Regions from separate parts of the Mus musculus genome. Here region 1 is linked to region 2. Evidence: chromatin loops called from intact Hi-C (ENCODE). Cell type or tissue: heart. All regions are shown on one strand. Links, peaks and the distances in the headings refer to the core of each region. The heading gives the core; the rest is flanking DNA. Region 1 overlaps Pip5k1b (phosphatidylinositol-4-phosphate 5-kinase, type 1 beta). Region 2 overlaps Pip5k1b (phosphatidylinositol-4-phosphate 5-kinase, type 1 beta).

Evidence for each region. A loop is a pair of places that touch in the nucleus more often than their neighbours do. Peaks named below come from ENCODE experiments on the same cell type or tissue, not always from the same donor. Only the 100,000 strongest peaks of a DNase experiment are listed, where the experiment ranks them.
Region 1: a loop joins it to region 2, with 2.3 times the contacts of the local background. A loop is called at or near these places in 2 of 42 quality-filtered maps.

Annotation. Positions count from the first base shown.
Region 1 is chr19:24,293,959-24,309,309 of GRCm38, forward strand. Pip5k1b (phosphatidylinositol-4-phosphate 5-kinase, type 1 beta) reads right to left here. Exons shown (of 15, transcript NM_008846.3): 14 at 10,074-10,188; 15 at 836-1,596. The coding sequence ends at 1,594. Among named protein-coding and RNA genes, the nearest start is that of Fxn, 21 kb to the left of the region's middle. In heart, for the core only: CTCF peaks have their summits at 7,118 (motif pointing right), 7,319 and 7,602 (motif pointing right); a DNase peak (open chromatin) is centred at 7,143; H3K4me3 peaks cover 752 bases; H3K27ac peaks cover 1,175 bases.
Region 2 is chr19:24,394,508-24,409,858 of GRCm38, forward strand. Pip5k1b (phosphatidylinositol-4-phosphate 5-kinase, type 1 beta) reads right to left here. Exons shown (of 15, transcript NM_008846.3): 4 at 2,509-2,639. Among named protein-coding and RNA genes, the nearest start is that of Pip5k1bos, 14 kb to the right of the region's middle. In heart, for the core only: a CTCF peak has its summit at 8,910; no DNase peak of the experiment used is centred there; H3K27ac peaks cover 307 bases.

The sequences.
Region 1 (15,351 bases), core at 2,448-10,447, 100 kb before region 2:
GGCATGCCTCGGGCTGCTCCGGGTCCCCAGATGAAGACAGCTCCAGGTCCCCAGATAAAGACAGCCCTCAGAGCTGAGCTGTACCTGACCCACATATGTGAGAGGGAAAGAAAAATGTCCGATTGCAATTTGGGGGTCATTTGTTACCACAGCATAATATGGTAATGAATACGGCAGCATATTTGGGAATGCTCATTGGACTAGCTGAACAGAATCTACTATTAGGTAGATATTCTTACAGCTAGGAATTTTATTATTCTATTCCTACCTGTTTAAGGCAAGCTATCTTAGTGTTCTCTTGCTGGGAAGAGACACCACGACCATGGCAATTCTTTTACAGGAAAGCATTTAATTAGGCCTGGCTAACAGTTTCGGAGGGTTAGCCCATTATCAGCATGGCAGCTCGCAGGCAGACATGGTGCTAGAGAAGGAGCTGAGAGTTCTACATTCAGATCTGTAGGCAGCAGGAAGAGAGAGACGCTGGACCTGGTTTGGGGTTTTGAAACCTCAAAACCCTCTTCCAGTGACAATCTTTCTCCAATTCTTTCAAATAGTACCTCTCCTTAAGCATTTAAATATATGAGCCATTGGGGGCCATTCTTATCCAAACCACCACACGGGGATTATTTCTATTAAAAAGATTTATTTATTTATTATTTTAATCAGTCAATCAATAAATGTGGACTGAGGTTATAGTTTTGTGATAGAGCTCTAGTTTTGATCTCCCCAAACTCTCAAACACACACACACACACACACACACACACACACACACACACACAGACACACACACAAACACATGACTATAAGTCATTTGAATCAATGTATGACCAGAATTGAGAACAAAATATTTTATTTCTTTCAATAAAACTATAGTTTACAGTAGTATTTACTAAATAAATTATATAATTTCTCTTTTACGAGCAATAAACTAAATCACAAATATTTCAAAGACAATGTATATACAAGACATAAGGCCTTTTATAAATAGCTTTGCTTTTTCTCATTTCACTAGTAAACAGTGAAAAAAATCTTTATAGAAGCTGGCTTTCTATAAAGTAAAGGCAGACCTAGTATACTGATCTTTAAAGGAAAACAGATTGAAGCTTTCAATGACAGGGGCTATGATTAGAATCTCTGAAACAAAGAGAGAGGATTTAGATCTTATTTATCATTTTGCACGGATAGATTTTTTTTATATAAAATATAGAAGCAGATTCCATAGGTTGCCTATTTGTAATCACTCTATGCATGCAGAATGAAACACCGAGAGAGCCTATAGGAAAATAGCGCTTCCCAGTCCAAAAGGGTGATTGGCCATGGTGTAGAAAAGCGGCTTAGACAGAGGTCATGCAGGTCTTCATGGTCAGCAAGCAGCAGCACCCACGGAACGGTGTGGGATTTTCACATCCATCTGCGGATCGGCCACGGACCGAGGCTCCCCGGCATCTTGCGGGCTTCAAGGTCCAGCTGAGTCTTACTGTGTGTGCTGGGGTTCAGCCCAGTTCTTCTGAGGAATTCTGCAGTGGGGGAAGTTCCCTCCCATGGCTGTGTTCAGGTCCCGCTCACGTGCTCAGGTGGCTGCCGCTTTCACTTACTGGAGGAAAAGCAGGAAAGAAGAAACAGACGTGAGGCTTGGCGTTAGCACCAGTTTGTAACTCCTGCCTGTGCGTGGGGCCTTAGGTTGTTATTTCTCCCGGTGACTTGCATCTGAAGAAGCATGCATTAAGGTTGGGGCCTGCGACGTGTTAATTTCCCTGTTTATTGAGATCTAGCCCCAGCCACATCACATCAGTCACTTAGGATGAAGCAATGATAAGATGTGCTACTGTCTTCTGAGTTTACAAGGCTCAGGGAGGGCATATGAGAACTCAGGTGGTATATGAGAATTAAAAACCAAGAAGCACAACGACTGGGCCATGGTCCTGAACTCGTGATTGCTATGCTCATTTCCAAACAGTAGCCAAGTGGCCGGCAGTAAAACAAGCCATCAGATATCTAACCTAAAAATGCTAACTAAAAGCAGAGCCAGGCAAGGTCGGCATGATGGTACGTGCTATGGTGCCAGCACTTGGAAGATGCAGACAGGAGGATGACAATCAGGAATTCAAGGTCATTCTCAGCCTCGGTTTGAGGTTAGCCTGTGCTACATAAAACCCCAACTCAAAGCAAAGCAAAACAAAGAAATTAACTAAATAAAAGAAAGCAGAGGCAGCCGCGTTATGTGATAGATGTATCCTGGTTCACGTGGGAAAACCACTTTAGTTTGGTCTGTACAGACATACATTGGGTCAAATTTATTTTATAATTATCTAAGCCGCAGAATGTTATGTCTGTTTCCCAGTGTTTAAGTCCTGTCTCATCTATAGAACAGGAGTGATACTCAATAGCCAGACCACCCAGAATGCACCTGAGACTTTGACTTCGGAAGTCTTGCTTGGTTGGTACTAGGGCGGGAGAAGAGCAATAACAAACCCTTCTCACAGTGCAGTTGTGAGGGATAGACTGTTCTCTCCTTCCTTTTTAGGGGGAGTTTTGCTAGCTATGTTACCAGATTAGTCCTGAAATCCAGTGATCTTCCTGCTTCAGCCAGGCAAGTAGTATAGGTGTATGCCACCCCTGGGATAAAACAGCACGTTGTACAACCCTGGCAAGTATTCTGTCCCCAGCCATGCTGCACCCCTCTGCTCTCCATGGGGCATCCTCTGCTATCCCTGGATCATCCTCTGCTATCCATGGGGCATCCTCTGCTATCCATGGGGCATCCTCTGCTATCCCTGGATCATCCTCTGCTATCCATGGGGCATCCTCTGCTATCCCTGGATCATCCTCTGCTATCCATGGGGCATCCTCTGCTATCCATGGGGCATCCTCTGCTATCCCTGGGGCATCCTCTGCTATCCATGGGGCATCCTCTGCTATCCCTGGGGCATCCTCTGCTATCCATGGGGCATCCTCTGCTATCCATAGGGCATCCTCTGCTCTCCATAGGGCATCCTCTGCTATCCATAGGGCATCCCCTCTGCTATTCAGAGTATTCTCATTTGGTTTCAAGTTGAAGTTACTTGCCAGAGTGATAGTTGGAATAACATATGCCCAACTCCCCAACTTTATTATATCAAGTCCCCCTTTCTCTTAGCGATCCCTTAATTCTGTTTCCCCAAGCCCCATACTGTAATTTGCTATTTTCTGCTGTTCCTGTGTCTTTCCAATGACAGCACATCACCTCGTCCTGAGTTGCTCTGCCTGTTTCTTTCAATCACTCAGACCATAACCACAAATCTGTAGCAAGCCATTACAGTGCCTCACTCCCAACATTGTCTCCTGGGCTTTGAGGACTCTTCTCTGTCTGGATTCACCTGATCATTCTCTGAGAGATCCCAGAATTTCAAGGTCAAAGTCACTATACCTTGGCAAGGAAGTCTAAAGGCTGTCTTTCCTTCCTTCCTTCCTTCCTTCCTTCCTTCCTTCCTTCCTTCCTTCCCCCCCCCCTCCTTTTTAATGTTCTTGAGATAAATCTTGGCTACACAGCCCAGGCTGGCCTTGAACTTATGAATTATTGATATATTTGCTTCAGCTTTCTACCAGGCTGGCCTCGAACTCAGAAATCTGCCTGCCTCTGCCTCCCAAGTGCTGGGATTAAAGGTGTGCACCACCACCACCCAGCTAGGCTTTTTTTTTTTTAAAGTAATACTTTATATTTGGTACATTTTATTTTATTTTGCTCATATACCTCCTTTGGTTATTATTTCACAAGACATCACCTAGGGGTGAAGTACAGCTGGCTCAGCATTTGCTAGGCATGATATACACACACATCAGAGCTGTAGAAATCAGGGCATGGCAGGACAATGGAACGGAATCTCTCTCACGTGTGCAGAACTTCACAGCTAGTCTCCAGTCACAGAGATCTGACTGCATCTGCCTCCTACATGCTCCAGCTGGAGGTTTTGTTGGGTGGCAGTGTGAGCCTTGGGTCTAGCAGGGGGAAGCAACCAAGCCTGAAAACACTGACTGACTGATTAGAAGCTGCAGAGGTGTGGATAGGTCGGAAGGCTGCAGGCCCACAAACAACTTGAGCTATTGTTAGTCTCCGAGATAGCCATACCTAACTCTGTGTTGAAACGAACATCTAGCGACGATCAGATGAGAACCCGCTGGGATTCTGTTGGGATCTATTAACTTAGCCCCCACAGAGCCCCAGTATCAGAGGCAGATGATAAGATCTCTCTCCTTTGTGTGACCCACCTGTCTGAGGTTTTTCCTAGTGTGTTTTAAAAGTGGTTTGACTTATAATGTTCTTTCTTCTGTTACAATAGAAACTTCAGGAAACTGCTTACATGTTGGAACATGGAATTTAAGGTTTCTTAGGTCCTGGTCTCTAAGATTTGGCTTTAGAATAAACTTTTATCCTCTTTGAGGTAAGAGTTGTGTTTCTGAGTTGATAAAGTCATGGGAACAGGACCTTGAAAAGGATATGGGGACTTGAGCCATGAGGCGAGTGATTCTCCTCTGCTATGTGTGTTCTCATGACGTCTTGCCTCACATGTAGCCAGTGTAACAGAGCCAAGCATCTATGGGCTGAGAACAATCCCCCAAATAAACCTCTCTTCCTTTAAAAACAATACATACTTTGTGAGGGAGTGTATGCGCCCAAGAGTGCTTGTGCCTCTGTGTGTGTGTGTGTGTGTGTGTGTGTGTGTGTGTGTGTGTGTAGAGGCATGCATGCCCTGGCACACATCTGGAGGTCAGAGGACACTTGTGGGAATTGATTCTCTCCTTCCCCTATGTGGGATAAGGGTAGAAAAGAAGTCATAAGGTACGGGAGTAAGTGCCTGTACCTACTGAGTCATCTGGCCTTACCTTTCTTCTTTTTAAATGGGTTATCTCAAGTATTTTGTCATAGCAATACAAACACTTTAGAAGAGTCTGGGTCCAAATTCCCTAGCATTACTCTTAAATAAATGTTAGGACTCCTAGCCAGAAGTACGGTTGTTCTTTCCCAAGGGTCAGGGCAGCAGACTTCCTCTGAGCAGCTTTGGTGTAGAAGATGGGACTGTAGCTGTTCTTGAAGGATTTGAACACTTTGGGTGAAGACATCTATCTGGGTCTAATCTGGTGGAATGTCACTGACTGGATTTTTGAATGTTGGTCAAAACTTGTGGTTTATCTGGTCTCCTGCCAATCTCCTGTGCTCCATCAAAGAGCCCTGTTGCTGCAGCAGGTAGATGTCAGGGAAAAGACTGAGGTCAAGGTCTCTCATTTCAAAACTGTTAGTGCAGCAGTAATATTTTAACATTAATTTCTTTCCAGAGGGCGGGGAGGTGATGGAGGACATCAATGATTCATGCATCTTGATTATTCTACAGGGGAACTTCTGGTACTCAACTGAGCCTGCTGCCAATCTCCGTGGCTCCATGAGCACCTCAGAGCACACCGACCTGCAGCTCCAGGAGTCTGGTTTATTGATTGATTGATTGACCTCAGCTTCTGCTGTACTTGGGAGATGGGGAACTGAATCCAGTGCTGATATCATTTGACAAAGAGCCCAGGCTTTGGTTCCTGGCTGCTTTGTCATCAGCATGAAGGGCTATCCCCAGCCACACTAGAGCTAAGGACATTGTGAAGCCGAAGGCTCACCAGGCCCTGTCTGTGGAAGTACGGAGAGGTAGTGCTGCTTTCTACTGGAGTACACGATGGTTGTCATGGGCTAACCCATGTCCCTCTAAGGTGGAGGCCCCTAACTGTCATTCACCCAGAGTATGGCCTTGTTTGGAGACAGGGTCTTTACAGAGGAGATCTGTTTAAATGAGATGGTAGATTAGGTCCTATTTCATCAGGACGAGTGTCCTACTAGAGCAATGGTTCTTTTTTTTTTTTAATTTATTTATTTATTTATTATATGTAAGTACATTGTAGCTGTCTTCAGACACTCCAGAAGAGGGGGTCAGATCTTGTTACGGATGGTTGTGAGCCACCATGTGGTTGCTGGGATTTGAACTCTGGACCTTCGGAAGAGCAGTCGGGTGCTCTAACCCACTGAGCCATCTCACCAGCCCGAGCAATGGTTCTTAATCAGCGGGTTGTGACCCTTTGGGTGGGGGTGGGGCACAAATGACCCTTTCACAGGTGTTGCCTAAGACCATCAAAAAAAAACCCACAGATGTTTACATTATAATTCATAACAGTAGCAAAATTACAGTTATGAAGTAGCAATGAAAATAATTTTATTTGTTGGGACATCACCACAATATGAATTGTATTAAAGGGTCATGGTATTAGGAAGGTTGAGAACTACTGTTCTAGACACAGGGAGTTTGGACCACACAGACACACACAGAGTAGACATTGTGTAGACCCAGGGAGTAGACAGTTATCTGTAAGCCAAGTAGAGAGGCCTACACAGATTCTCTGGAAATGGAGCTAGGGACCCCACTGACACCTGACTGTGAACTAACTCCCAGTCTATAGAGACACGAAAGAAGACCTTCCTACACTCTAAAGTGACTTATCCTAGTGCTTGGCTGTGACAGCTCTAGCAAAAAGAAACAGTGGCCAGGAGCCCCACGGATTTAAAGAATACTCTTGTCTTTAAATTATCCATATTTTCATTTTATTATATTTAATCCTACTCCCCTAAGCAGGATAGGTCACAGACAGCATAAGGGAGGCCTGGAGCACTGGGTGTTTGTTGCTACTATGTTACACTTGCTGACGCTTCTCGGCCTTTTGGCTAAGATCAAGTGTTACCCTTGCTGTCTCAACTGCAGAAGTGGCATTTTCTATGCTGGATTAAAGGGTCAAGAGGAGGCTTTCCCAGAGACTAAAGTGGGTGAGAAGCGCATGCTGGAGTCTGAGAGATGAGCCTCTCTCCTCTCTGTTTTGCACGATTCTAACTGCAGCCTCCAGGCCAACCTGAGACGGCAGATGCTAGGCCTGTGGTATGAGATGCCTTTGATGCCCAAAGACTCTGCTACCTGATGAGCTGAGATGCATTATGCTGGAAGAATGTGGTCAAGTGCACCAAGAGGAAACAGGTTATTGAGCCCCATACTCACTCTTCATTAGGTTTCAATAGAGCCTTCAGTCACTCCCCCAGACCCATGGGCAGAGCTGCCTTTTCACCAGTAGGTGGCAGCAGAGGGTTTGTGGAAAGGAGGGACACCGATCAGTGAGTTTGTGGCTGTCAATCATAGGGGCTTGCTTTCAGAATCAGAGGAAAAGTGATTCCGACTACCAGTAAACATATGAAGCCCAGAGAGGTTGCAAGCACAGGTAGCGATCTGTCCTCACATCCGCTCTGGGAGCAAGGCACTGTGGGTATGTTGTGTTCAGACCCAGGGCCTCTAGGAGGTGACACATTTCTGTTGCTTAAGCCACACAGTTTGTGATAATTTCTTACAGCAGGAGAGTAATACAGGCCAACAAACAAAGGAAAGCCAGGCCTTCAGGCTCCTCCCCTGGACCCCTTCTCATGTACTGTCAGACTTGGTCAGCTTTGTTTATATTTTTAAATTTTATTTTATTATTTTATATGCATACGTATTTGTCTGCATGTGTATCTGTGCATGTTTGGTGCCTGGAGAGGCCAGAAGAGGGCACTAGATCCCCTAGACCTGGAGTAACCTAGACCTGGGAATCCAGCTCCCTCGGGAGAGGCAGTGGGAATGCCAGAGTTTCCAATCAACACCCCCTGGGGCAGCCGGTACTGGCTTAAGCAGGTAAAGATTAGAGACCCTTACTGATGCGGTGTGGCCGGGGAGGCATCATTCACCTCCAAGCCTAAGGATTCAAGTTCAGAAACTCAGCTTCTTTTTGCCAAAGCCCCTGCTTTGAGTTTTCTAAGACCCCTGTGACCTAATTTGTTGAGCGTTTGTCTTGGTATTTTCTCAGGCTTTCCTCCCACACCATGGCGTGGCAGCTGTTTATTCAACCACGCTCACTTCTTTGCCACCCTTCTTCCCATGATCAAAGGGTAGCATTAACAACCCCAAACACACCGAATAATCAAGCTGTCCAAGGGCTGACAGTAGGTCAGCACACTAATCTCCAATACTAGTATGGCAGAGAATTGGGGGTGGGGTGGGGTTTAACTGTTTCTTTTCCTTACATGCAGTTATTTTTGCACTTCAAACAGCCATTTTGCAGAAGCACTTTCACAGATAAAGGGCGTGTTATTGAGAGGATGCTAATGTGGCCAGTGTAAAGGCAATGGGATTGAGTAACAGAAGGAGAGAAGTCGCTGTTGGGTGGCAGCCATCCTTTAGATTTCTCTGTTAATAAGAATGCAATTCCTTCACCTCTCACTGACAACCCGTTCCCTGGGAGCCACGAAAGGGCACTCTCTCCCACTCCATTTCCCAGTGGGAATGGCTTTTTGTTGGTTCCCCTCCCCAGGCAGGCTGCCTTAGCATCCCAGGGTGACAGGCAGCATCGGGGGCTGATATCCACGCGACCATCCCGCTAGGAGAACGGCAGAAGCTCGCATTTCCCATCAGTGCGGCCCACTCAGTTCTGTTGTTTGCTTTTCAATACCCCAATCTGTGGCTCATCAGCTCAGCATTCAACAGGAAACATCTTTGGTCACACTGGATAAAGCCATCTTAAAAAACCATCTCCCTTGGATTTGAATATTTGCAAATGAGCCAGGAAGCCGAGGGGTGTACAGTGTGAAGGTGAAGGACCTCTGGAAAGCAGTGTTGGGCGAAACATTGGTAGGACCTGAATTAAATGCCTGAATACTGAATGATGAAACTGTTATCTCTCCTCAGAGGTCAACCATCCTTTTAAATTCCAGTTCAAGTTACAGAGAAAAGTCACAAGGCCTCTGTAAGCCCAAAGGCACAACTTTGGGTGGATCCCTAAAAGGAAATCTCAGGTTACCCAATACACACAAATCAATGTGGTGTAAGTCTGCATATTTCACAGGGATATAAATTAAATACTTAGTTTGGATCAGTTGACCACAAAGTGGGTTAGGATATCACTACTAAGAAGGAAACATCGAATCTTCAAGGGAAAAGCCTCACAAGAGACCTCACACTACACTGGGTGACGTCACCAAAGAGAATGTCATCCCAGAAGCCTTCAGGGCCGTTCAATTAAAGATGGCTGGGATAGAAATGGTTGGGATCCAGAGCTTTCGAATTAGGTCAAAAAGAAAGGAGAGAGAAGTTGCGCAGGCCAGACTGGATTTTCTTTATCATTCTTCCATAATGTAGAGGCAAATGAAGTCACTGATGGGTAGGCAAGAAGCTGAGTCTTCCCAGTTGTAGGACAACATTAAAAAATAATAAAATATCTCCAGCAAGAAAGCACACCCCAGAACTACAAATTAATGGTGTCTAATGTTCTAGACGTATTGCCTTAAAGTTTAAGTGAACCGTAATGCTGTGTGTGTGTGTGTGGGGGGGGGGCGGTTAGAGAAACTGCAGAGTTTGGGGAATGACTGTCCCTTCTTTGGAGAGCCAACCGTGTGCGACTGACTCCCTCTGATTCAGGATGAATGAGCCTGTTTGAGCTGCACAGGGCCATCAAGAGCATTCACTAATCCATTTAATAGATAAGAAGACTGAAGCCCAAGGAGACACCAGGAGCCGGCTCCTCTGATCGACAACTCATCGGGCTTTGCAAGAGGGGAAGAGGGTATCTTCAAAGCCTAGACAAGCTTGTAGGGACCACTAGCAGGATCCTGGGTTGCTGGGAATCCAGCTCTATCCGGAGTGGCAGTGGGAATGCCTCTGCTTCCAATCAACACCCATCTGGGGCAGCCCGTACTGGCTTAAGCAGGTAATGATTAGAGACCCCACTGATGCCATGTGGCTGTGCAGGGTCACTCAGGGGACTTCTCCTCTGGTTATATTTGCTGAGCTAGCATTAACCTATCAATTCTTGCCAACTTTGGAACAAACTATGGGGGTGACATGGCTTGGGAAGATTTGTGTCCTGTAGAAGGGACAGGAGGCAAGCATATCTCTAGAAGCCACAAGCATGCCTGGCTTTAGTCTTGTGTAAGTCAAGGTCCCAAGCCATTTGCAAACAGGCTGCTGAGAGGAGTGGGAGAAAGCCACTCACTAAATAGACGTCCAGCACAGAGGCATCATCCTGCAGGTCCAGGGTGTTTGGCTCAGCCGTCAGGTAGATGGTCCCCTCTTCCAAGGTGAAGGTTGAACTGGAAGGTAACCCTTTGCTGGAAAAACAGAAGTGAACAGTCAGTTTGTGCCCTGCAGAACGGAGCCAAAGACAGGATGTGGTGGCGGGTTCTGGCCTTTTTTAAAATTTATTTTTAATTAATTAATTAATTTTTTTGGTGAGTCATCCTGAAAATGTCACCGTTTAGGTTCACATTTAAATTTGTTTTTTTTATTAGTAAATATTGTTGTTACTTTAAATAAAGTGTTATTAATAACATCGCTCCTGCCCCCTAACTCCTTACAGTTCATGGTGTTTGCAGGAGGTGATTTGAGTCCCCTGTCTTGTGAATCATGGCTCCTGGGAATCTAGAAGCCTCTGCTAGCTCTGATTTTGAGCGGTTGGTTTTCACTTCTGACTCTGCCCCTCTCAGGTATCCATACATTGATAGTTTACAAAATAGAATGGGGCTGGGGGGGGCAGCCCTTCCTCTTCCCTCTTCCTCCCTCCCTCCCTTCCTCCCTGCATTCTTTTTTCCCCTCTCTTTCTTTCCTTCCTGGTTATGGACCTGAAAAGTTCAGCAGCCTCAGTGGTTCTCGGCTTCACTGTACATCAGAGGCTCGGGAGGCCTGGTCACAATGCAACTTCTTGGACTTTTCCATTGAGATCCATGAAGCAAAGGGTCTAGGGGTAGAGTCCATGGATTAAATTTCTGACTAAGCCCTAGGTGATGCCCATGCTGAGCTGGTCCAGGGATGACGCCTGGAGTGACAATACAGAACGCTGCTCCCATGGGCTCTGTGAGGATCTCCTGCGTGGACTCCCGAGGGAAACACTAAAAGCCTGAACAACATAGGTAGCTGGCATCAAAGTCACAGAGATCCATTTGCCTCTGCCTCCTCAGTGCTTGGATTAAATAAAGGTTGAGCTGGTCTGTTTTGACAATATTTAAATTGGGTATCAGCCAGGGATGCGCAATTATCCCTCCACATCCAAAATGAAAGTAATTTTTTTTTTTGAGATAGGGTTTCTCTGTGTAGTCCTGGCTGTCCTGGAACTCACTCTGTAGACCAGGCTGGCCTCGAACTCAGAAATCTGCCTGCCTCTGCCTCCCAAGTGCTGGGATTAAAGGCGTGCGCCACCACGCCCTGCGAAAGTAATGCTTTTAAGCAGCCGAAGTTTCCCATGGTTTTCAAGGGCAGAACGCCAGATACAAGAGGGTGATGCTGGTGTTGGGACTGTGGCTAAAGGTCTGGCCATCATACAGGTGTAAGGAATTCCATCTACGGTCTTCCTGCGCAACAGGTATGAATATGTGTTTGCCCACTGCCACTTAAAATAATAAAATGTGAAACATGTAATTATGAAACATAAAGAGATAATGCAAGGATAAACCCCAAGTTTAGCCACTGTATCCACAGCCTACAGCAAATTGCTTTATCCCTTAATGATGCTCCCTCCACACAGAAGAAAAAGATGTGTCTCCCAAAGGGGTTAGCTAAGATGCTAATAGAATGTCCACTGGGAAATAGTTGTCTTCTTTTTTTCCTGTACTACTACTGTTAATTTCCCAGGCACCCATCTATTTGTAATCAATTTATATTTTCTCAGCCTATGAATGTTCTAGGTTCTGTTTTTAGGAGTTACTTGTAAGCAAGTGAGGGCATCTCTCTTGGGAGAAAGGCTCTCAGAATCTAGTGGCAGGGTCAGAGTGCCCAACCATTGCTTGGACTAACAGAGGGAAGATCCATTTTAAAACAGATGCTACGTGACTTGGTTTGGGAGCCTGGCAGCTGGCCTGGGTTCTGTATCATCGAGTTCTGCCATTCTTCCGTCCATCTGGACCTTCTGAGGTCCGAGTCGTCTAATGTGCAACCAGGGAGTCCACACAGGGGTCGGCATCCATTTGGCTCTGTTTTTGTCTCATAGAAGCCTTAGGAGGTCCTGGTAGCCCCTGCCACTCTGTTCTTGATAATCTCCAAGCTTCTCACAGATGAGCATACACAGGAGAACTCTTGTCCTCGTGGTCCCTCTGGCAGCGGACATTTACGGTGCTTTGCTGCCATGAGCGCTGTTGTCTCCCAAGTGACGTCAGTTTGGAGTCACACAGAGCATGGACTGTGGAAACTGTCATCAGTAGTTCCAAAGCCTGGAACCCTGACTTCTGTTTGCTGACCTACTGAGTGTTCTTACAGTGCATTCTCATGGGCACATCTGTCCCAGGGAACAGATGGAACTAGCCAGCCACAGTGTTTGTCTTTTAAAAGCCACCTTTTCACTGCCTTAATAGACTCACACATCACACGGCATGTGTGAGTTAGGGCAGGATGCTATAGCTGCAGCAGCACCCCACCTCTGCCAGGAAGCTCCCATCAACATCACTCTTTTTAGTTTTTCGGGTGAAATGTCTTTTTAGGTTTATTTTTATTTTATGTAAATGAGCGCTTTGTTTACATGTCCACGCCTGGTGTCCTTGGAGGCCAGAAGAGGGCATCAGAGTCACAGGAACTGGAGTTACAGACCAGACACTGTGAGCTGCTAACTGGGTGCTGGGAATTTGCCAGAGCCATAAGTGCTCTTAACTCCTGCCCAACCCTCCAGGCCCCTTCACATCTTTTCATAAACCTTGGAATAAAAGACTCAACCAAGGCATCCGATGGATCCCTAGGGAGGACATGTACCTTCTCTCAAGCTGTTTCCTGCGAACACCAGCACACACACACACACACACACACACACACACACACGTTATATATATATATGATATAACATATATAACATGTAACATATTATTTATACACATTATATGTTATATACATAATACATATATGTAATACATGTTTACATATTATATTATATGTATAATTATGATATAACATACAAGTTATATCATATATATTATACATACACATGTATATTAGAATATATAACTTATGTTACATATTGTATGTATATACTATTTTGTAACTACAAATTATGTTCATGTGTTTTAATTCCACCACCCACACATCATATATCCGTTAGCCTTCCATATCACTCCATCTTTACCTTCTCTCCCTTTGTCTTCTGTCTCTCACTTTGTATTGGATACATAAAAGATAAATTTGCACCCACTTCATAATGGCTGCTAATACTTATATTCTAACAATGATAGAGTCTATCAATGATACCTAGAATTTTTTTGTTTCCTCCATGAGTTGCCTCCAAAATTAGAAAATAGATATGCAGAGTTCATGATATTGAGACTATGTAAATACTGGCTAATGCTGGGCCAGTGGCGGGTTAGCATTGTATTTTTGTCTCTGGGCACAGCGTCATGATTGCTGGGCCATGCCAAGAAAAATGTTGTTGGTGTCAAGGTTACTAGGCTCTGTGGAGACTCTGGCTCCTTCTTCACGTTTGCATAATAAATTCATGCCACATTTCAGGCTGCCCCGTGTTACAGAGTTCTTGTCTTTTAAAGCTGGTTGCACTAGGGGGAAAAACCCCAAGGGTTTCTAGCGGAAGGGCAGAAGCTGAGCCCAGGCCCTGCTTCTGTGATGGCCTAGTACAATGCAGGGCAGGTCATCACCTGGGCACAGAAGCCTGGCTCCTCACCTCTAGGGGAATCCTTCCAGCCCACCTCACAAAATCACTCAAGGGACCAAGATAGGTCAACCGGAAGGAAGGCTTCTCATTACCAACACCGGAGAGCCGCACTACCTTCCAGCTCTGGAATCATGCCTTGTCCTTTGATGAGGTCTCCGCGTGGATGGATTTATCACAAGTGCCTGCAAAGGACTCCTGTTTTGGTATTCGAAGCTTTTGCTACTGGAACACTAACCGATAACACTGTGAGTGGAGAGCTCTCCTTACAGGGAAAACCACAAATACAGCTGAAACTCACTTGGTGGCTGCCAAACCTCATTCAGTCCTGGAGCCACATGCTGCTTTTGTTCCCGTAAAGCCCAGGTGGGAAGGGAAGGTCAAAAATGCCACCCTGAGCTGTACTCTGATGGGGGAGGGGAGAGGCTGTTGCTTTTCTCAGGGACTGGCACCAGACTTCCCATTGCATGCTGGGAGATGTCCTTGTGCAGTAGCTCATGTCCCCCCAAGACAGCACCCCAACATGCAGAGCTTTTCAGCTGAGAGAGGAGGAACGTCCATGGGGTTACCCAGGAGCTTGGGAGGTTTTGACAGTGGCTGCAGCATCCAATGCTGCCTGCTGTCTACACTCCTCATCACTTTTGCCTCTAGGAGCACAGCCTTTCAGAGAGTGCCTGTCTTTCTCCCTCTGCAGTCAGGAGTGAGGCTGCTGTTGTTCTTCAGCTCCACTCCTGCTATTTTTAGGCCCGGAGACCGCCTGTTTCTAGCCAGAGTGCAGAGCAGCAGGCAATCTCAAGTACTGATTGATGGCTGCCGGCGACTGCGACTGCAGGGCATGGCATGGCTTAACCTCCCTGTGTCCTGGGCATAAAGCCTGCTGCAGAGACAGCACAAAGCTGAAGCTGGGAACTGACAGACAGAAAGAGAATGGAACAGGAAGGGCCTGCTGCTCAGAGAGCTGGCCTCAGAAGCTAGCTGCTTCCCTCTGAGAGGAGCCAGCACAGTGTGGATGGTGACCTTTGGGGAACTTTACCATCTCGGAGGCATTTGTCTTTCTTTTTTTTTTTTTTTTTTTTTAAGATTTATTTATTTATATGTAAGTACACTGTAGCTGTCTTCAGACACTCCAGAAGAGGGAGTCAGATCTCGTTACGGATGGTTGTGAGCCACCATGTGGTTGCTGGGATTTGAACTCCGGACCTTCAGAAGAGCAGTCGGGTGCTCTTACCCACTGAGCCATCTCACCAGCCCGGCATTTGTCTTTCTAGTAGCCCAGCCCAGCCCAGCACGGACAGACACACATGCACGCAACATGCCCATTAAAAGCTGGTAGTTAGTTACATGGCTGTGATTATCATGTAATACATAGTAAAGATGACCCTGTTAAGGTTGAATCACTTGCTCCATATTTTGTACCTTGCAGCCTTAAGTATACATTGTTTAAACACAGGTCACCTGGATTTAAACCCAGGCCCGACTCTGGAGCAACAATAAATAAATTCTGTCTTAATCCATCCATTTGCTGCTGAGAATCAGCCCGTCTCGTGTTCCTAAGAGACTTGGAGTCCCAGCATTAATGGTTCCACTAGTAAGGAAGAGCAAGAGAAAAGCAGGGAAGTGACAGACTGTTCTGAAT
Region 2 (15,351 bases), core at 4,263-12,262:
CTGAATATACCCATTGCTTTGTGGAAAACTTTGGCTGTTCTGATAATTAGGGTATTATTCTTGGTAGGATGCACCATCCTACCCAAGGAGTTATCTCATTTAAAATAACACCCGCCATGAGAAACCTGTGAGAAACTTTCCTTTGCTAAGCTCACGGAGAAATTGAATTCAGGGAGGGAACCCAGGGAAGAGTAACACAAATTCCTTTGTCTTCATGTAAATGTATCAAGGATGCAAATGGATGTTTTAAAATTATATATAAATATCTATTAAAAATAAATAGCTGTAGTATAAGGTCACACGGACATTTAAAAGCTGGTATATATTAAGTGTGACAGCAGATTTCGCTACATAAGAGATGACCGCACAGCCTGCTTCCCCAGTGGTGTGTCTGGGTTGCCGTTCATGGGGACAATGATGTAAAGAACAATGATGAAAGTCTAGGTATTTACAACTTTAGCTTTCTACTAAAACAGGTGAAAAAGCCATCCTCTTCTCTTCGTCATGAAGACATTAATGGTTTATAACAAATTCTCCAAGAGCAAAAGGAGCAAACATACAGCAGGGCCTCTGCAGGGTGCTTTTCATGACCACAGATCCAAACAACTATGAATCAGAATTAAAAGATCCCATCTGTATTGAACAAACTAGATGTCTTTTCTTGTCATCATTCCCTGAGCGGCACAGAAAGCAACCATTCCCAGTGTAGTAGGCAGCATGAGCAATCTGGAGATGCTATGATAAGGGAAAGAGCTGGTTAGATGGCTCAGTGGGTGAAGATGCTTGCTGACAAGGCTGAAGACCTGAGTTCGATTCCCCAAATCTACATGGTAGAAAAACAGAGCCGACTTCTGCATGGTGGATGTGGACATATTCACATTTAATAAGAAAGTATACAGGAGAATGTGTGCAGGTCATATGCCTGTGTGTGTATGTGAGACTTCAGCGTTGATGGATCTTCTGACCCTTGGGGGACACTGGGACACACCCCCAGGGGCACTGAGAACTTTCTATTGTCAGGAGCTGCCTTTCAGCACCTGACGGATGAGACCAAGCCCAGTCATAAACAACAAAATGGCTCATCTGAACACATCAGTGTGTCTGAAAAGCCAATTCTCAGAGTCACAAAGACAAAGCGAGCATCCCCACACAGCACGTCTTTGTTTGTAGCTCATTTTCTTTGAAAAAAAATCTTGCAGTTATGGTGACATTTCAACTGAACAAAGAATAGTTTTCTGTAATAGTGGAACTGGCTTTAATATTTTTGCTTATTAGGGCAATAGTAGACACAGCATGGAGACACGTAAAGAGTGCAGTTCCATCACCGTTCTCCATCTCCACATGCATTTGTTTTTAAAAGTATTTGTTACATTTATTTTGTGTGTGTGCACACGTGAGTGCATCCCTATGTGTGCACAGCATGTATGCCAGAGTGTGAGAGTAGGTCTTGGGAACTGCTTGGGAACTGTTCTTCTTCCTGTGTGAGGCCTGGGGAATCAAACTCAGGCAGTCAAGGCTGGAGGGCAAGAGCCTTACCCACTGAGCCATCTCACCAGTCATCTCACCTATTTGATTTTAAGCCGTTAATGCTTTCCTTTCCCAGACTGATAAATGTATGAATAACTTTGGTGTTTTTTTTTTTTTTTTTTTTTTGCAAACATGGTGTCAAAATGGCAGCATTATCTCAATTTGTTTTTTTCCTGGAGACAATTTAAGTCCAAGTTGTCACAAAGGACAAAACGTATTGGCTTAATTCAGATGTAAAGCCGCTTGCGGTCACTCCAGTCCATTCTTTAATTAACTACTTATTTTCTGTGTATGCCTGAGTGTTTGCCTGTGTGCACGTATATATATTATATATATGCCTGGTGCCCCTGAGCACGAGCTGCCATATGGGTGCTGGCAACTGAATGCAGGTCCTCTGCAAGAGCAGCCAGCTGTCCTGGAACTTGCTCTGCACACTAGGCTGGCCTTGAACTCAGAGATCCATCTGCCTCTGCCCCCTAAGTGCTGGCATCAAAGGCAGGTGCTACCACCCAACCCAACCCCCACCCCAACTCTATGCAGCCGGTGCTCTTAACCTCTAAGCCATCTCTCCAGCCCCAGCTCATTCTTTTAAACTTGTCAGAGCAAATATCTTGGCAACAGTGCTGCTATATGGAAGCGTTCTTTTTCAAAACACGTGGCAGGTTTTACCCAGAGATTTCTTTACCACCACCCACCAAATCCAATGATCCCTCTCCATATGGTTTACCAGGCACCCACTACAGCTAATTACAGCTGACCGACCCATGGGTGCCAATCACAATTGCCACAGAAAATGTAGGGCCATTCCCAGGCAACAGGCAGCAATACCAAGGTGGAGCTGCAGGTCCCACACACACCACCACTATATGGAGTAGTATTTCTATCCCGTGTGCAGGGTTAAAAAGAAAAATCCTTCAACAGAAGGATGTTAGTGAAGTTTCCTCAGCATGGAATCATCTCAAATTGATGAAATGTTCTTACCTGGGGAGGAACACACTTTCCACCACGTAGAAGTCTTGCATGAGGACATCGCGTTCTGGCTTGGACGTGAGGTTGCCCACTGTGTATCCTATTCCCAGCTGGATAGCACCTTTAATAGCTGACGATGCCGTCTGCAGAAGAAACACAGGGGTCCATGTTAGCTTTGAGGGCTTTGTGCAAGGCCACAGGCAGCAAACTGGAGGGTGAGGCTACTTTCTCCTTCTTCTTCCCAAATGGCAGAAAGCTGGGGCTTAGTAGAATCTGTTAAGGTCCTTCTCCTTGGGTGACTTCTTACACGGACTGTGGAGTGTCGTCCCCACCCCACCCCCCCATAGGCTCATGCATTTGGCCACTTGGGCCCAGTTGCTGTTTTGGGAGGATGTAGAACTTTTGGAAGATGAACTCTTGCTGGTGACATAGGCCATTGGGAGCTCCTATTCAAGTTCTGCTTCAGGTCCCGTTTTCTGTGCCTATCTAGCTGTAGGTGAAGAGTTCCAGCGTATGCCTCCAGTGCCACCTACCTGCTCCTCCATCCCTTCACAGCCATGATGACTGAGCCCTCTGAGACCAGGAGCCATAATGGGTGCCCCTCTCTTAAGTTGCCGAGGCCAGGGATTTCGGTCATTATGCCCCACCGGTGGGGTGACATCTTGTATTCAAAATGTATTTACAGTTAAGAGACTGTACTTTTTATCTTTCTTTTACTAAGAACTTGTGAGCATCATGGAACACTTTCAACAAGGAGCATTATAGTTTCTACTCAAAGGTAAATAATATAGTTGAATTTATTTTTAAAAAAATCTGATGCTCTCCCTGCAACATACTTGTGGACGAGTAAGAATACTTTTTCTCCATAAGAACCAACAGAGTTCAGAATTGACATCCCTCCCGCCCCCCAGCTGAGGGATGGGACCACCCACCCATATCAAAAATATTAACCCAGAATTGCTCTTGTCTAAAGGCACAAAGAGTGGAGCAGAAACTGAAGGAAAGGCCATCCAGAGACTGCCCCACCTAGGGATCCATCCCACCGGCAGACACCAAACCCAGACTCTACTGCTGATACCAAGAAATGCTTGCTAACAGGAGCCTGGTATGGCTGTTTCCTGAGAGGTTCTTCCAGAGCCTAGCAAATACAGAGGTGGAGGCTTGCAGCTAACCATTGAACAGGGTCCCCAATGGAGGAGTTGGAGAGAGGATTGAAGGAGCTGAAGGGGTATGCAACCACATAGGAAGAACAACAATACGAACCAACCAGACCCCTCAGAGCTCCAAGGGACTAAACCACCAATCAAAGAATATACATTGAGGGTCCCCATGGCTCTAGCTGCAGATGTAGCAGAGGATAGCCTTGTTGGGCATCAATGGGAGGGGAGGCCATTGGTCCTGTGGAGACTTGATGCCCCAGAGTAGGGGGATACTAGGGTGGTCAGGTGGGAGTGGGTAGGTGGGGGGAGCACCCTCATAGAGGCAAGGGGGATGGGGAAGATGATAGGGGCCTTGCAGAGGGGAAACTGAAAAAGGGTTTCTTTCAACATTTGAAATGTAAACAAATAAAATAACAAAAAAGGACACACACACAAAACTGATAGAGAAAAAACTGGAGCTTTTGGTGTTCACACAAAATTTAGTTTTGAAAATTGCCTATTGCTGTTGGCAATGATCTACAATTAAGTTATTTTTCATTGATCTGTGAAAAAAGATAGAGTACTGATGAGTGATAAAGGATGCAGCAGAAGGACAATTGTTTTTTGGGATAGGGTATCTTTGTGTTTAGCCTTGGCTGTTTTGGAACTAGCTCTGTAGACCAGGCTGGCCTCGAACTCACAAAGATCCACCTGCCTCTGCCTCTCAAGTGCTGAAATTAAAGGTGTGTGCAACACTGTCTAGTAACACTGATATATATATATTTTAATTTACTAGTGTTTTAATATTTTCATAATGAAACAGATGCTATTAAATTAGGGAATTAATGTGTACACACATACATCTGTCCAAGTGAGTACATGTGAATAGGGTGTTTTTGTTTTTGTTTTTGTATGTGTACTCTTGGGAATCAAACCCAGGATCTACACACACACACACACACACACACACACACACACCATGCTCCATGAATGATAGCTAGGGCTAGATAAGAGGCACCTTTCTCAAAATAACAACAACAAAACAAAATGAAATCAAAGTTAGAAGAGATTCCATATATTTATATACTTATATATACATCACTTATTTGTGTGCATGTGGTGGGTTGTGTGGAGGTCAGAGACAAGGTTCTTGGTGTCGTCTCCTTCCAACTTGACTTTGAGGCAGGGTCTCTCTTTTTGTTTCTACCTCTGTGCTGCACATGCAGGCTTCTGGCTGAACCTCCTGCCTCTGCCTCCCATCTTGCAGAGCAGTGACAGGCCTATAGTCACCAGTTTCTATATCTGGTTTCTATATTTGTTTGTTTTAATACATGTTTTTCAGGGATTGGACTCAGGCTATCAGGTTTGCACCTCTGGCATGTCTCACTGGCCATAGAATATGTTGTTTTGTGTGCATGTCTGTCTGTCTGTCTGTCTGTCTGTCTCTCTCTGTGCCTATGCATATGTGCATATGTGTGTGGAGGTCAGAGGTTGGCACTGAATGTCTTCTTTGGTTGTTGTTCACCTTATGTTTTGAGACACTGACCAGGGAAGTTGACTGACTCAGCCCCAGGAGTCTGCCTGCCTCTAGCTCTCCAAAGCTGATTGTACTTACTAACTGTGGCATTTTATTTGGGTCCTAGGATCTGAACTTAGGTGTGTGTGTGTGCTTGTGCTGTTGGCACTTTACCGAGCTGTTTCCCCAGCACCTTGGTACACTGTTCTCAAGGGTTTGCATGTTCTGTCTTTTTACGTCTGGTAGCGCTAATGTAGAACTACAAACCACAGCAGAAAACAATCAATAAGTTAAATGCTGATTCTTAGCTGGAGGCATTTGGTAATGTCTGCGAGGTTTTTTGTTTTTGTTATCATAACTGGTGTGTTGTGGGTGCTGCAAGCATCAAGTGGGTCTAAGCATTCCGTGCTGCACTGAAAAGCTCTCTACCACAGAGAGTTAGCCATCCCCAAACATCAATGGTTCCATGGTTGAGAAACTCGGACGAAAATGAATGGAATAAAGATTATCCAGTATATTCAAAAGGAAATACTTTCTTTTTTTCCCCAGGCAATAGTTTATAAATCCAACACTAATCCCCAACTTCCTTTATTATTTTTATTTCTTCATGCTTTTTTTTTAATATCAAAGAATATCTCTTCCTAAAATGTTTTTCTTGATTGTATGAGGGAGAACCACTTCCAGCTTTCTGGAGGGCCTGCTCTGTCTCTTGTCCACTGGCTTCTCATAGTTTATCTTCTGTAACTGAAGAATTCCCTACAAGTTTGATTCATGACCTAGACTCCTTTGCTGTTGTCACCATGGTAACAGTCACCTATGACTCTCGGGTCTTTTCAATCTGTTTGGATGCTATTCCACCATCATGGACATATGGCACTATTTCAGAATCTGTCTACCCTGTATCCAATATCTAGTTCTTTTCCTAAGGCCCTGTCATCTTCAGTCACCCAGGACTGAGCACCCAGACAGACATTTAACAGGGGGTGAACCTCGCATTAACTCTTGTTGAATTTGCCTGAAATGACCTCCCACAGTCAACCAGTACCGTTCAGAAGCTTGTATATACAAAAGAGCAACTCCTCAAACCATCATTTAAGCATTTTGCTTGCTTCGCTCTGAACATCTGTCATCCTTCACCTGAGAACAACTATCCAAGTATTGGACCGTGCAGAACACAGGAAAGTGTCTTGATTTTTTTTTAAATATCTTTTGACTTAAGATCATAGGAAGCAAGATACAAAAGGCTGAGACTCAAGTGCATCTAGTGCCTGGAAAAAAAAGCAACTTTGTTATTTTAATATTCTTTCCCTGCATTCTGCGATGCCACTAGTTGTCAGTGGTGTCAGTTGTCAACGGTGACCTTTTGTACTGATAGTGCTGAATTCAGAAGGCCCAGATGGATTTCTTTAATTTAACCCTGTACAGAGAGTCAAAAGCCATTTCTCCTCCTACTTGCCACTCAGGGCGGTATGTCACAAGGTCAATGCCTTTCAGAGGAACCAGCACCCTAGAATGTTCTGTCTGGGCCTAACACAGACCGCATGCCTCGGTGCGTTTTGCATTCTGTGCCCATACTTGATGCTGTTTTCCAGAGCCATGAGAGCAGTCTTTTATCACAGTGTGCAGGTGTGTCAGCAGAGAGTACCATGTTCCTTGCTGTCCCTACCCTGGAAACAGAAAGCAGTCTCAGCTGCCCGAGTCTGTAACTTTGGCCAGACCCCTCAGTCCTCAGGGGTTGGGAGTGTTACTGGAAATGCTTCTGGCTTGAATGGTGGGTCATATCCTTAGAAATTGTGAAGCAGAACTTTGGGAATAAGAAGATAAAGTAATGTCCTCTTGCTCTAAGGGACACCAAAACCCAGCAACCTTCCTGCTATGGTATGCGGTTAAGTTTTGAGTTCTTGAAGGAATGAGGATCCCACTGGCGTGTTTAATTAAATAAGCAGAACAAGAAAAAGAAAAAGAAAAAGAAAAAGAAAAAGAAAAAAAAAAGGAAATTGTAATTATATCAATCTCATTTCATGCCTCTTAAAGATCGAGTGCTTGGGTGAGAGAAATAATAGCACAGTAATAAATAGAAATAAGCCAGTCATTTTTTGAGCAACTCATTTGTGCCAGACACAGCATAGATAGTGATAATTTCACTGATGTAACCACTCACACACTTCCCCAAGGCTTACGAGGTTCTCAGTGCCCTTGACTGACGCTGACTCTTTTATCCTCACGGTAACTTTCAGAGGTAAGTGACACTTGGTAAGCAGCTCCAACGTGAAAATTTGAAATCCAGAATGCTCCACCGTTGGGAACGATCAATAGTGTTATCAACAGTATGTATCTGTGATATGGCGAGCATAGCTGCTTTCCAGCATCTCAGGGATTCTGGGTACAGACAATTGCCACAAGAGGAAAATCCCACACCCAAATTCCCATGAGGGCCACTACCAAACAAGACCTGCAGCAGAGCAGTTTATTCATTGTCACAGGTTAAGAGAGAGTCTACCACCTGATCAAGATGCTTAGAAACACTGTATAAAATTGTCTTTAGGCTAAGCCTAAATTGTATAGAAAATCAATGACATATAAATAAATTTATGTTCAGTCTTGGCTTATATCCACAAGCTTCCTCACTATGCACATGCAAATATTCCCAAATCCTATATCCAAAACATGTCCCAAGAATTTTGGGTAAAGCTTTTCCATCCTGCATTACAACCTCCAATTCATGGACTCGGGTATGTTTAGCAGCTTTGTACAAGGTGAGGACGCAGATCTAGGACTTAAGCCAGGGCTGGCTGTGGTATATCCAACCATACTCTGTGGTCTCTAAAAGCTGAGTCCTTTAATGCCCTTAACCAAGTAGCTGAGCTTGGTGACAGTGGACAGTGATTCCCTCTACAGCAGTACACTTACGGCTCAGCATGGTTAGGTGACTTCCCCAAGTCTCTTTGCAGGTGTGTGACACAGTCTGACCACCAGGTGCAGACTGCTTCCATAGCTGTTTTTTTCCAAATGGCCCAAGAATCAAAGTTGGAAGTTCTCTTAAGTCTGGATGTTTGACCCCAGCAAGGGAAGGAGCATCAAAGGAGCCATTCTTTTGGATGAAATGAGATAGAATTGTTTAATTAGCTGCTAATCACGCCCACACCACAGGCAAGCCAAAGGCTTACACCCCTCTTGGGAGACCACGTTATTAGCATTGCTGGTAACATGGGGTGTTATTAATACAAAATGGTGTCTGGCTCCCTCGGTAAACGGGACCCCCTGTTCCTAACTTCTGGGCAAAAATGAAATGCTTTAACATGGGTATAATTCCATAGCATCCTGCCTAATTCATGGAAATCCATGCTTGCGTTCACAGTGACACATGCTTTTTCTTAGGCCACCAGCAGCAAAGGTCCCACCATTTGTCATTTTCCCATTGGACATTAGTCTCAGCTTGATGTTCAGCAAGATGTGCTGTAGAGCTGAAATCCCTTTGGAACTTTGCCTGGAGTGTGTATGATTATCAGATCAGTAAGTCATCATGATGGCAAAGGGTGCTCAGCATGAACTATTGGTGGAAGCTCTCCTACAACCAGCCATTCTCTCCCCACAATTCGGAAGCCTTGGGGCTCCTTCCTTTCTTCGAGATACCAGCAAGACTTCAGTGAGCTAACAGCTTCCATGCATTCCGGGCTACTTAAGTTTTCACCACCAGGCTCTTGCCTGCTGTGTCTCCAAAGTACTGGAACATGACCATTCCCCGTTCCAACTCCAGGGGAAACCATTGGTTCCTTTAGTAGAGGCTTAATATGGGCTTAGATTCAGAACACAGCAACAGGATCTATTTTTAATCCTGGACCTCACAGGGATAAATGGAGGCCATATGTTGCCTGGATACCAAGCATGTGATACCTAGAGAAAGATAGGGCTGCAAAACATCGCAAAGGCAAATCACTTATTTATTTCCGTAGCTTGTTCAGGTATGATGTCAATACCAAGGAAAGTTGATGCCAGCTTGCATTTATGTGACACTGCAGCTTCTAAAGCTCTGTCCGTAGAGGTGGGGACTGAACACAGTGCTTTGCTCATGCTAGGCAAGCGCTCTACCACTGAGCTACATCGCTGGCCCTCAAAGCACCATCTTTTAATGATTACCTCATCATCAGAGATGTCAGATGGCTAGGGAGTCATGATGTCCATTGCATAGATCAAATTGGATCTGGGAATTAACTTGCTCTAGATACCACTGCATGTGGGACATGAATGAATGAGTCCCTGATCTTCTAAAAGGCTCGAAGTTCAATGGTCTAATTATTCATTGAACATGAGTTTATACACCTGCTTAATGTGTGATGTTTCTCTGCAGAAGATGGAGCTGACAGGTGCTGGGAAGCACTTGAACAATGGAGTGATGAGCATCTTAACAGTCAGAGGAAATGTCTACAGAGATCCACCATAAGGAAAGCAATGACCCCAATGACTGGTTACAGGAAACTGCTTCCTATAAAGCATTGTCTATGAAATTGGATCACTTAATAGGCCATCTGATGTCACTGGCTTTGAAAGGAAGAATCAAAACACTTCATGGCAACAGCAGTTTTCTCCCCTCAGGCTCTCTGAACTAATTATGAGATTACAGCTTGGATACATGTTGCTAGAGAGATTTGCTTCACAACTACAAATATATTCATGTTATTACTTTTCTTGAAACCTCTGAATGAGCTCTCAGCATCCTTGCTCTAGGAGCAAGTCCAAATCTCACACAGCTTGTCTCTGGAAGCCATCTTTTAATCTGACCTCCTCCATTCTGCTTCTTGATATCTACACACATTATGAGAAGATGGCACAGCCAGGGCCCAGTCTGTCGTTGAGTAAGGACATCTAGAGAGTCTAACGCTACATCAGAGATGTTTGTTGACAAGGTCTCTTCTTTTATCAGGCCATAGAAGGTAGGTATAGAACATGCTTCTGTGGCAAGATGGCCATCTGAGTCAGGGCAGGGAGATTTCCACTACTGTCCCTCACTTCGGTGGTTCAAGTACAGCTCTGGGTCTCTCTCCTGTCCCTGAAGCTGTGCTCAAGAAGCAAGGCTCTGTCTTCTCATTTGTCTCAAGGAGAAAAGTAAGGGAAGAAAAAGGGCCAGATGTCAGACATCTGGTTCTAGTAGTGTGGAACAGAGGTGGCGAGATGCTATAGGAAGAGAATGTTGACATCCTGAGGGCCCTACTATTCTATGTACTAGATAGACTGCTTTATCACAGGCCTGCCCTGGCATTTCCCCAGCACTGTCCTTGGCAGAGGAGAGTTGCTGTTACCACGTCATACAGTCGTCTGCTGGTCATTTAACCAAGATCTAAGAGCCCAAGATTGGGTTAGGCATTGGATAATGCTTGGATCAAAGAATCATGTCTCTTGCTCTCATGGTCTGGGGGTAGGGGAAGACACATTAAACAAAGATATGTCCATAAGAACATACAGTAATCAATGGCAGGAAGGCCATCATGACATTATTGGGATTAGGAGGTTGGAGACCCACAGATGATGGCAGCCACAGAAGCCAACCCAGAGAGGCGTCTAGGCTGAGGCTTGAGAGGCAACAATGAGCTGGGTAGCAGGTCATGTCACTAGAGATTGGTCTTATGTTTACCATGTGTCAGGCAATTAATTCTCTATAAATCAGGGAAGTCAAAGTGGCCTAAACAGAATCTGTGTCCTTAACAAAATGACAATAAGGACTTTCACATGGTAGGAAAAGGTCCCGTTAGGGTGCCAAGGAAGCTCATTTTCAGGAGTAGAAGAAACAGTTGCAGAGACCTGGAAGCAAACCACCATGGGCAACAGGTAGAGAGCTGGCACTGGGGGCTGGAAAGGCTAGACAGCTGTAGATCTGGTTCCCCGAAGGCAGCCTAAGGGTTTGATGGGTTTCAATTGTGTTGGTCCACAGATGGCAAAAACCAGTGAAGGATTTTATGTGGGGAAGTGGTGTCTAATTTGAAAGGATCACTGGAGGCTGTGCGGAGAACAGATTGGAGGGATGGTAGGAGGGAAAGTGATTAGGACGTGCTTGCTTGGTTCATATGGGGATGGTAATGGCCTAGGGAAGTCTAATGAACAAGATGGGCAGAAGAGTGGAATGTGAGACAGATTTTGAAGACAGACAGACAGACAGGGTTTGCTATGAGCTAGAAATGAGGGAGAAAAAAAAGCACCAATAGCAGCTCAGGACACTTTTCTTGATCAGTTCTGAGAAGTGTGCTTACTTTTCCTAATCAGGAGAGGACAGAGTGCAGAAGGAATGTACTTGGGGGGAAAATGAAGAATCCTGTTTGAGATGACACGCCGGTCAGGAGTTCAGAGTGAACGTTTGGCTTGGTATTGGAGTTAAAGATTGTCTGTAGAGGTGGTACTGAAAACCAAGGGTCAGGAGGAGGTACCCCAATCAGGGAGCAGCAAAGAAGGGCCCCCAAATTAGCAACACCTAGGGTAGTGGGATAACGCTTAAGGGGAGGTAGCCTTAGTGGAATAGAGGGAGGAGTTTGAAGGAGGGGTGACCACAATCTCAACAAAAGGCTCTTTCATTCCCCACAGGAATGGGGGAACATCAAGAACCAAGGGTTAAATTCTCCCTGTTCTTATTCAAGTTAGGGATTCACATATAAACTCCAATCTGAATTAAGACTATTTAACAAAGTGACTTGCTGTAATTAAACCATCCTAACAAAAACTGTTCTGTAACATGGAAAAGTAAAACATTATGTTATATCTAAGCATAAGCACGCAAAACAAATAAACAAATCTAATGTAGTTTGGAGAAACATGTGTGTACCCACAGAGAAAACTCAGAGGAAAGATATCCGAATGGACATCATGTCTGTACTGGGGTGTGTGTGTGTGTTGGGAGGCGTGTAGACCTGGGATTTGTTTCTTTTTCTTCTCTTAAGGTTTGCAATGCTATAAACCCATGTAACCATTAGACTATCAGGTAACAACAAAAAAGGCTGAGCCATATCTCCACTGTTTCTCTAACTGTATTCTGGGGTGGAATCTACCTTTGCTCAGATGAAATCTACAGCAGGTCTAGGACCTGTCTATTTGTTGACTCTATAAAACTGCCCCTGTTCATACCTGGGCACAGAGCCATAGAAAAATAGCCTCACATCAGCATGTGCTCTGCTTTAGCGAGCTCAATAACAGCCAGATTGGGGTTTCAGTGGGATCCATCCTCCTCCAGCTTGCTGGGCATCTAACAGGAGGAGGGGGAAGGGGTTTTCTTCTCTTTTCTGTTGGATGTTGGAAGGTCCCCTGTGAGGAGCTCAGTTGTAAGATGTCTCAGACATATGCATAGCTTCTTGTTGGGTGCTTTCACAAGATTTGTAATTACTGCCTATCAATGGCCACTACATTCTCATATTTAGGAAAAAAAAAAAAAACCAAACCACCCCACATCACATCTCTCCTGGCTAGTATTTTTTTTTCAGCTGTTTCTAAGCTCCATATGCATTTCAAAAGAGAAGGTATACATTATAGACAGTTTGTTGTGCTGGTCACAAGCCAGAGATCCTCCTGTTTACACAAATCAACAAAGGTCAAACTAAATCATTAACAACTGCTTGGCGTTTCCTGGTCTCCACATCCACAGAAGCCAGGTCTCTCTTCTTTCTCCATTTGTTTTTTTCACACTCTACCGTCACCCCAGGTCCTGTTCTCCCACCAACCCCTCCACAATGTCTCTGTTTATGACAACAGCTAGGAAGGACAGGTTCCCTCTGCCATCACTAGGTCCACGAGTGACTTCCTCGTGTTCTATTACTTCCATGGCAGGCAACTACTTTTCTGATACAATTTTTTTTGCAGCCATCTACCTTTTTAAAAATAAGACTATTGTAGCTTCGTTTTAATGAGGCCTCTTTCTGGACTCCCATTCTGTGTGGCGAACTGCCTTGAGATAAGGTCATTCTGACACAGTGGGCACAAAACAACCTGGGAAGAGCCCAAGGCAAACACACTTTCTATTTAATTTTCCCTTTTCATCAACACGCTTTTCAACAGGGTTCCAGTGTTTGACGGAGGAGCTACTTCTCAAATGTTGGTGATGGTCAATGGTAGAAAAGATATTGCCTGGGTTTCTTTGAGTCAGCTTTACCTCCTTGGTAATAATCCTGCCAGAGAGGTCTATTTCCTGGGAAGGAAAAGCATGCGTGTTACACAAACATTCCTCATTAAGAGAAGGCTGACCTCTTACGGGATGTGTCATTCCGCAGTGGTGAATTAGGCACACTCAATTGCCCTTAAGGAAATATGCCAACAATTGCAAATGGAACTCATGATTTAGGACAGTGTGCCATTATAAATGCTACTATACTTTTTTTTTTTTTTTAACAAATGTTACAGTTTAAATGGAAGATATTCATCATAAATACTGCACAATATATTCTTAAAATTTTTTATTAGATATTTTCTTTATTTACATTTCAAATGCTATCCCAAATACCTATCCCCTATACCCTCCCCCCTGCCCTGCTCCCCTACCCACTCACTCCCACTTCTTGGCCCTGGTATTCCCCTGTACTGGGGCATATAAAGTTTGCAAGACCAAGGGGCCTCTCTTCCCAATGATGGCCGACTAGGCCATCTTCTGCTACATATGCAGCTAGAGACACGAGTTCTGGAGGTACTGGTTAGTTCATATTGTTGTTCCGCCTATAGGGTTGCAGACCCCTCCAGCTCCTTGGGTACTTTCTCTAGCTCCTCCATTGGGGGCCCTGTGATCCATCCAATAGCTGACTGTGAGCATCCACTTCTGTGTTTGCCAGGCACTGGCAAAGCCTCACAAGAGACAGCTATATCAGGGTCCTTTCAGCAAAATCTTGCTGGCATATGCAATAGTGTCTCCATTTGGTGGCTGATTATGGGATGGACTCCCGGCTGCACAATATGTTCTTTATAGCATTCTTACACACCAGGGAAGAAAATTACACACATTCATGTATTCAAACAGGGACAGTATTTGACACAAACACAAATTTACATTCAGTAGTGAAAAATAAGGATTAATATTTATTTTCCAACTTTCTAAAGCCAACCAAAATTAAATCCCACAAAATTTTAGAATGTTCCATTTCCTGAAAATGAAGCTGTCAATTTTAAAGCTAAAACATTACCTAGCACTAATCTCTATGGGGGACGGATGTTACAAACGTTTCTTACAGATGTTGCTATTCGATTTCAGCATCTACTCTTCCTCATTTACCATCTGCTGTTAGTAAAGGGTCACTTTGCCCCTGAGGTGACACCTTGAAGATTATGGAGTTGATTTTGATTGTTTGACTGGGAGAGAGTTCCTGCCATCTGTCGGTTAGAGGCCAGTGCTGTGCTCAACACCCCACAGGTACACTGATGACCCTTACAACAGAGCCGATAATCCGGCAGAGGCAAGGATGACCTCCATTCTGTTACTGGGAGAGAAATCAGCAGGGAAATGGCTTCAGCCATTATCATTGGCATTCTCGTCTTCATATGTAAAAGAACCCATGCTCCAAGTGCCTATCACTTATGATCCTACACGCAGACGTCCTTGACTTGATTCAAAATGCTCTCAAAGCTGAAAAGCTTACATAGAAAGCACTGCTTAACCTAAAAGAAAAAATCCATCCGACTGTGGCCCGTGTTCACTGAGTAAAGGCTAAGCAATCCTGAATCATAGAAAGTCAACCACAAATGTTCCCACTTCCCCTCCCTGCATGCGAAGGTTAACTCTACTCAACCGTTTAGTATGTATCTGAGGTATTTCCCTCAATACAGTGAAAATACATACATGTGCACACTGGAGATGAACATATGCTTATCATGTGTGCAGACATGGCATTGCAAAATGTAAGTGAATAAAAATGGGATCCTAGTATTTCGGTTTTGTTGCAACTTGGCTCATTCACCCATTAGCCTTCTGTGTCCAACTATACAAACTTTGTGTGCCAGGCTTTGAATCTGGAATGTTCCCCACAGGCTCAGGATCCCAGCGCTTGCTTCCCAGCTTATGGCTCTGTGGATCCTTTAGGAACTGAGCCTCATGGCTGGCTCCAGCTTTGGCCTGACCCCATGTGGAAAAAGCTGTCATATCTGTTCCTGCTGCCATGGGCTGAGCTTCTCTGCTCTTTTCTGGACCATGATAGACTGGGACTCTGAAACCAATAACGACAAAACAAACCTCTCCGGTTGCTC